Linked DNA regions of Homo sapiens: region 1 is linked to region 2. A link is a loop called in an ENCODE intact Hi-C map of the cell type or tissue named here. Cell type or tissue: MCF 10A. All regions are shown on one strand.

Evidence for each region. Hi-C counts contacts between places; a loop is a spot of excess contacts. Peaks named below come from ENCODE experiments on the same cell type or tissue, not always from the same donor. Only the 100,000 strongest peaks of a DNase experiment are listed, where the experiment ranks them.
Region 1: a loop joins it to region 2, with 3 times the contacts of the local background. A loop is called at or near these places in 1 of 110 quality-filtered maps.

What each region holds. Positions count from the first base shown.
Region 1 is chrX:73,920,732-73,924,731 of GRCh38, reverse strand. No RefSeq gene overlaps it. Among named protein-coding and RNA genes, the nearest start is that of JPX, 22 kb to the left of the region's middle. In MCF 10A, no CTCF peak of the experiment used is centred here; a DNase peak (open chromatin) is centred at 1,531.
Region 2 is chrX:73,875,581-73,879,580 of GRCh38, reverse strand. It overlaps the pseudogene FXYD6P3. Among named protein-coding and RNA genes, the nearest start is that of XIST, 25 kb to the right of the region's middle. In MCF 10A, no CTCF peak of the experiment used is centred here; a DNase peak (open chromatin) is centred at 2,480.

The DNA of each region.
Region 1 (4,000 bases), 45 kb before region 2:
GTAAACTGGTGCGGCCATTATGGAAAACAGTATGGAGGTTCCTCAAAAATTAAATTAACGGCCGGGCGCGGTGGCTCATGTCTGTAATCCCAGCACTTTGGGAGGCCGAGGTGGGCGGATCACGAGGTCAGGAGATTGAGACCATCCTGGCTAACACGGTGAAACCCCGTCTCTACTAAAAAAAATACAAAAAAATTAGCTGGGTGTGGTGGCCGGCGCCTGTAGTCCCAGCTACTCGGGAGGCTGAGGCAGGAGAATGGCGTGAACCCGGGAGGTGGAGCTTGCAGTGAGCGGAGATCGAGCCACTGCACTCCAGCCTGGGCGACTGAGCAAGACTCTGTCTCAAAAAAAAAAAAAAAAATTAAATTAACTACCATATGATCCAGCAATCCCACTACTGAGTATATATCCAAAGGGTATAAAGTCAGTATATTGAAGAGACATCTGCACTCCCATATTTATTGCAGCATTATTTACAATAGCCAAGATATGAAATCAACCTAAGTGCCCATCAGTGGATGAATGGATAAAGAAAATGTGGCATATATACCCAATAGTATACTATTCAGCCTTAAAGAGAAGGAAATGCTGTCATTTGTCATAACATGGATGACCCTGGAAGGCATGTTAAGTGAAATAAGCCAAGCACAGAAAGACAAATAGTGCATGATATCGTTTATGTGAAATCTAAAAAGTCAAACTCATAGAAACAGATATAGTATAGCATGGTGGTGATAACTACCCAGAGGGTGGGTGGTGTGTATTAGGGAGATGTTAGTCAGAGGACACAAAATCTGAGTTATACAGAAGGAATAGTTTAAGAGATCTATTGTACATCATGGTAACTGTGGGTAATAACAATATATTGTTTACTTGAAAATTGCCAAGAAAGTCGATTTCAAGTGTTTGCATCTCAAATAATGATGTATGTGAGGTAATGTATATGTTAAATAGCTTGATTTAGTCATTCCATAATGTGTGTGTATGTGTGTATGTACACACATACACATATCAAAACATCATGTTGTATACCATAAATTTATATAATTTTTACTTGTCAATTAAAAAATACATTAAAAATCAGAGTGCACAAAGAAGGGAGGGTATTGGGATTGGCACAGCACTATACAATTTACAAAGCATCTTTTCACCCACGATTTCATTGGATTGTCACAACTCTAAGTTTGGCAGCACAGAAATTGGTATTGTCATTTTACACATGAGAAAACTGAGGCTCAAATAAATGGTAGTTATGACTAGAACCTAGATTTTATGATCTTTTTACTACATCCGGCAGCTCCTCACACAGAGGAGCCAGTCTACGCTCATTTGGCTTGTAGTGCTGGAGCTATAAGAGATGTGACTGGATGAATTTCATTTTATATTCTCCCTCATACCCCTCAAAATCTGCTTTCCTAGATATTTCTAAAATGCAGCCAACATTGAAAAAGATGAAGGAGACATGAGTAAAGAGATCCTTTGCCAAATGATTCACACACATTATATTGGGATGTGCTAATGTTGTTCTTTACAAGTTGTTTTCCTTTTTGCCAGCTTCTGGATTTTTGCCAGTAAAATAGAATAATAAATGGTATTCTTGTTCACTCCTAAACAAAAACCTCAGACTATTCAAATGTGAACTGAAGAGCTCTATGCCTTCAGGATCATTATACTACAATTATTCAATGATTCTATTTTACAGAATTTACCCCAACCAACTACCATACACACATACACACAGAAAGACATTCATACCCTACAGAACACATACACCAAGCATAAACATGTATGGGTTTGAATAAAGGTTTGTCTCAAACTATTTCCCAAACATTTGGTGCTTGTTAAATTATTCTGCCTCAGGCAGTTTTGTGTAATTTTTTTCTTTTTTTGAGACGGACTCTCACTGTGTCGCCCAGGCTGGAGTGCAGTGGCACGATCTCAGCTCACTGCAACCACTGCCTCCCAGGTTCAAGCAATTCTTCTGTCTCAGCCTCCAGAGTAGCTGGGATTACAGGCGCCTGCCACCGCACCCGGCTAATTTTTGTATTTTTAGTAGAGATGGAGTTTCACCATGTTGGCCAGGCTGGTCTTGAACTCCTGACCTCAGATGATCCACCCGCCTCAGCCTCCCAAAGTGCTGGGATTACAGGCGTGAGCCACTACCCATGGCCTTTGTGTAAATTTTTGTAACTTTGTGTCATTTCAGGAAAATTCCTGACATGTATTTCTGATTTTTTGCATTTAACTCATCAAAACATCTAGAAAGAGCTATGTGTTGCTCCAACATCTCTTGTGCCTTGTGATATAGTTTGGATGTTCAAATCTCATGTTGAAATGTGATCTCCGATATTGGAGGCAGGCCTAGTGGGAAGTGGCTTGGTCATGGGGGTTGATCCCTTACAAATGGGTTGGTGCTCTCCCCATGTAATGAGTGATTTCTTCCTGTATGACTTCAGGTAAGATCTGGTTGTTTAAAAGAGTCTGGAACTTCCTCCCTTCTTTCTTGCTCCCTCTCACCACGTGATACACTGATTCCCTGTTTGCCTTCTGCCATAATCATAAGCTTCCTGAAACCTCACCAGAAGCCAAGCAGATGCTGGCATGATTCTTATACATCCCCCAGAACCATGACCCAAATAAACCTCTTTTCTTTATAAATTACCCAGTCTCTGATATTCCTTTATAGCAATGCAAAACAAACTAACATATTTTCTTCAATAGCCTTTTAAGTCATCATTTTCTATTCTTTTTTTTTTTTCTTTTTGAGACAGAGTCTCGCTCTTTTGCCTAAGCCGGAGTGCAGTGGCACTATCTTGGCTTGCTGCAAGCTCCGCCTCCCAGGTTCATGCCATTCTCCTGCCTCAGCCTCCCGAGTAGCTGGGTCTACAGGTGCCCACCACCATGCCCAGCTAATTTTTGTATTTTTAGTAGAGACGGGGTTTCACCATGTTGGCCAAGCTGTTCTCGAACTCCTGACCTCAAGTGATCCACCCGCCTTGGCCTCCCAAAGTGGTGGGATTACAGGCGTGAGCCACTGCGCCCAGCCCATTTTCTATTCTTAAAACTAGGCCAATCTGTGTCAAGGATGTCCACTTTTTTTTCTTTTAAGAGATGGGGTCTTGATATGTTGCCCATGCTGGATTCAAACTCCTGGGCTCAAGTGATCCTCCAACCACAATCTCCTGAGTAGCTGGGACTACAGGCATGCACCACCATGCCTGACTTTCCATTCATTTTTGATATACCAGAGTACTGCACAAACAGGCCATGCTATTTGGATTTGGTTTGGATTTAAATTTGACCAAAGAGTGAAAAACAAAATTCTAAATTTAGTCACATAACTTCACTTGGGTATTTAGCTTCCCAATCAGATAGATCATCTTCACACTCTGAACTTAGGTTATAAGCATATCCCTGAGACTGAAATTTTAAAACTTATCTTCAGGTTCACTCTCCTAACATTTACACACTCTTCCACTTTAAAGAAACAAACAGAATTGCTCTTCTTTGGTGACCACAAATAAAGATATCAGGCTTCTATTGAATCGGATAGGATTTATATTAGATAAAAACATCCTAACTTGGCCTTAGATGAGAGAATCTTTGGGTACAGTAGGTTAAGGATGGCTCTAATATTCCAAGATTATAAATACCTGGATGCTAAAATAACTCAAGCTTTAGAGATGAACAGATTTAGATTTGCTAGTAGGGTTAAGGAAGCTGTGTATATAGTGTGCCAGGTATTATCTTAAGAGCTTTACATATATTTACTTTTTAATTGTGCAGCAACCCTATGAGGTTGTACTATTAATCCATTTTACAGATGGGAAAGCAGTAGGCACTGAGAGGTTAAGCAATTTACCCAAAATCACATAACTGGAAAGTAACAGAACTAGAATTTAAACACAGGCAACCAGGATCTAGAGCCATGATATTAACTACTGTGCTATATGATCTTGCTAAAAGACCGGTTCCTTCTCTCCCCTTCATTCGCCCAAAT
Region 2 (4,000 bases):
CCTTGTATAGTATTTCATAGGTGTCCTCTGAATTTCCTGTATCTGGCTGTCTACCTCCATAGAAAGGTGAAGGAAGTTTTCTTGAATTATACATAATTCCATATTTCTCAAAGGCTTTGTTTGTTTTATAAAATTACTTTTTCTTTATTTTTGTCTGACTGGGTTAATTTGAAAGACCTATCTTTTGCCAGGTGTGGTGGATCATGCCTGTACTGCCAGCACTTTGGGAGGCTGAGGCAGGAGGATCTCTTGGGTCCAGGAGTTTATGCCTAGCCTGGGCAACATTGTGAAATCCCATCCCTATAAAATTAAAAAAAAAAAAAAACCTATCTTCCTCTTCTGCTTGGTCTAGTCTATTGTTAAAGCTTTCAATTGCATTTTGAAATTCCTTAAGTGAATTTTTCATTTTTAGAAGTTCTGTTTTTTTTTTAAAGATATTAATATCCTCCTTCATTTTCTGGATTGCTTTCACGGTTTCATTGTGTTGATTTCCAATCTTCTCTTGGATCTCATTGAACTTCCTTGCAAAACCATGCTTTGATCTCTTTATCTGTCATTTTATCTTTAAAATGTCTTTATCTGTCTTTATCTTTAAAATGTCTTTATCTGTCTTTATCTGTCATTTTGAGTTTCCACTTTCCTTAGTGACTGTTTCTAGAGAGCTAGTGTGATCCTTTGGTGGCATTACAACATTCAGATTTTTCATGGTGACAGAATTCTTATGCTGGTTCCTTCTCATCTAGAGAGGCTGCCACTTCTTTATGAATTTATTTTCATTCAGGTGGGATTTTTTTCATATATATATGTGTATACACATCTATATATCTATACACATATAGATGTGTATACACATCTATATATCTATACACATATATGTATATGTGTATATACATCTTTATATCTATACACATATATATGTGTATACACATCTATATATCTATACACATCTATATATCTATACACATATGTGTATATATGTGTATACACATATATACACATATACACATATATACATACATACACATATATACATATATACACGTATATACGTGTATATACGTGTATATACACATATATACGTGTATATACGTATATATACACATATATACGTATATACACATATATACGTATATACGTGTATATATGTGTATATATACATACGTATATATGTATGTTTACATATATGTATGTATACATGTATACACATATATATGTATACACGTATACACATATATGTGTATACACATATATATATACACACACATATATATATTTCCTCTAGAGAGTGTAACTGTAGTGTATGTTGGGTAAATTCTTTGCCTTTGGTTGTGCACTTTTGTTATTAGGTTTTACATTGGGCTGTGCAGTCAGACCTGCAGGCCAGTAAGTGGCACTAACAAAGACCCAGCTGGGGCACAAGCTGCTGTGTATGTAATCACTCCTGACTTGCCCATAAATACCCCAATGACAAGCAAAGGCACCAGCCCTGCCTTGCCCATAAATATCCCAATGACAAGTGAAGGCACCAGCCCTGACTGGGGTGGCTGGGGGAGCTCCTAGTGAGATGCACCAAGGTCTCTGCAGGGGGTAAGGGAGCTGCACTGACTTCACACCCTAGATATGCAGGAATGTGATCTGTTTCTCCTTTACACCCCTGTCCTGGTGCTAATGACTCTCCTTTCAGATGCACTGTTTTCTATCTCCAGGCCACAGTGTAGCTGAGAGCCATGGAAATTACCTGACTCACAGTTCTCCACTGGAGTGGTTTGGGGATGGAACCTCTTCACTCAGCTCAATACAGACAGATTTATGGCTTGCCTGTTCTCTGATGGAGCAACCCTGCTGCTTCATGTAGAAAGGAGTAGGGGCTCTGTCATTTGGCCTGTGTATGTGGGTGTCAGTTGTGGTGATATTGGCTGGTTGGGCTGGTCCAACCTCCGACCCTGGGGGTGGGGGTGGTCAGGTGCCAGCAGTGGTGGACTAGAGTAGATGACTCCTCTATTCTCAGGCCCCTATATGGCCCATTGAATGTCATGTATGAGTCTGAAAGGGGCTGGACCAGGACTGTGTCAGCCCACATTTCAGGTGCTTGATGTGATTGAGAATGGTAGTCTGGTCCCTGGGTCACTGGCAGAACTCTTAGGCAGGGGCAGGGAGACAACAGGCTTATGGGGGCTGGGCTGCAGTTGAAATGGTCTGGCAAGAGCAGGGTAGCTGTGCTGTCAGACTTTCACTGGGGAGGGCAGGCCCCCTCTTCTGAGGCAGTAAAGACTGGCAGCTGTGGAGCATGCGGCCTGCTTGCACTTTCCTCCACAGAAGCAGTTCTGGATTTCACTGTTGGGGCCTATGAAGGTGCCTGCTGCCCTGGCCTGTGGGCAGCAGGGGCAGAAGCAGCAGTGGCAGAGGGTGTGGAGGGCCTATCAGCGGCCTCTGGGAGTTGGCAGCCTCTGGGAGTTCACCCAAAGCCACAGCATTCAGGCAAGGGTGGGGCAGGTACATGTGGGGCCTGTTACTGAAACAGGCAAGCCTTAGCTTGCATGGAGCCATGGAAGCATGGGTTCACACTGTGTGTATTCTGCCTGCTCCTTTGCATTGTGGCTGCAGGTTGTGTCTTTCTTTTGGAAACAATATTTTATGTCTTTTTTCTGTTGTTGAGAGGATAGATCACAATAGAGAGAACAGCAGTATGGTCATAGCAGCAGTTTGGTTTCCACAGGAACATGGAGGACAGTAGGGGCAGAAACTGGTTTGAGTTACTGTTCTTATTGTAACCTCTGACCTCTTGCTGTTCCCTCTGCAGCAGGGCTATACAGAGTCTTCCAGATCTCTAACCTTCCTCACTCACAACTCTGAATACTGACAGGCAAAGCAAAGGATGCAGGATTTGTCTCTGTTGTCTGACCAAGGGAACATGGGCAGAGAATCAAAGGACCCCTACTCTCACTCTGCCCATCCCAGTGTGTTGGCCCCAACAGAATGGGGGTCCCTCAGCCATCACCTGCCAGTTACCCAACTTTAGGGATAGGAGTCTGCATCCTGATGAGCTGGCTTGTAGATTGAAATCTCAGAAGCAGGGAAGGTTGAAGAGGGGTACAGTCCCAGAGCCCATGGGGTTATTGCTGAGAAGATACGCAAGGGTCACATTCCCCAGGGGTAGAGTAGAAGCCCTTAGCCTAAAATCACTGGGAACTCTGCAGAAGGGCAGGGTTGATGCAGACTTCTCAGTGGAGGCCTCCTGGAAAAAAATGATCATGAAAGGGAGTAGCTTGCCTGAAGGCAATGGCTGGGCTCACCAGCTTCTTGCTTTGAATCTCCAATTATTAATACTAAGAGACCTTCAGGATAGACTCATGTGAGGGTGAAATAAGGAAGCGAGTTTCTTGTAGAGGAGTGAAGAGGGTCCATGAGGAACTATAATGACGGTGATGCAAACCTCCCCAGGTCCTAGGATAATTGGAGATTCCTGCCCATGCTCCTACCCAAACCCATCCCTAAATCAACAAAAGGGGTTGGTCTCTCAGGGAATAAGTGGACTCCTAGAAGCAGGAGATGATGGAGACTCGTGGTGGCAGGGAGGGATCAGTGGTGACATGGCTCCGCTCCTGCCTGGAAAAGTGAGTCTCCACAGTTCACTAACACAATATCATCCATGAACAAGTAGCCACAAAGACCACAGTCGACAAACACGCACATACACAGACACGTAACAGGAGCTGGGCAAGACCACAGGCTGCATGAGGGAGGCAAATGTTAGTTGCATCATTAGGTTGAAGAATGTTGTTAGAAGAGATAGGGATGGGCACAGGGAGATGCACAAGTTCTTGCCTTCTCCTGGGAAAATATCTGTTGCTAAAGTGGCCGGTTTTCTTAAGCATCGATATTTGCATCTAAAGGTTCAAGCAGCTACCTTCCAGTTCCAGAGGCTGCCTACCTGTGGGCTGCACTTCAGTTTTTTGCTTTCTGGGGCTCTTTTGCATTTGCAGTGATGAAGTTTTCCACC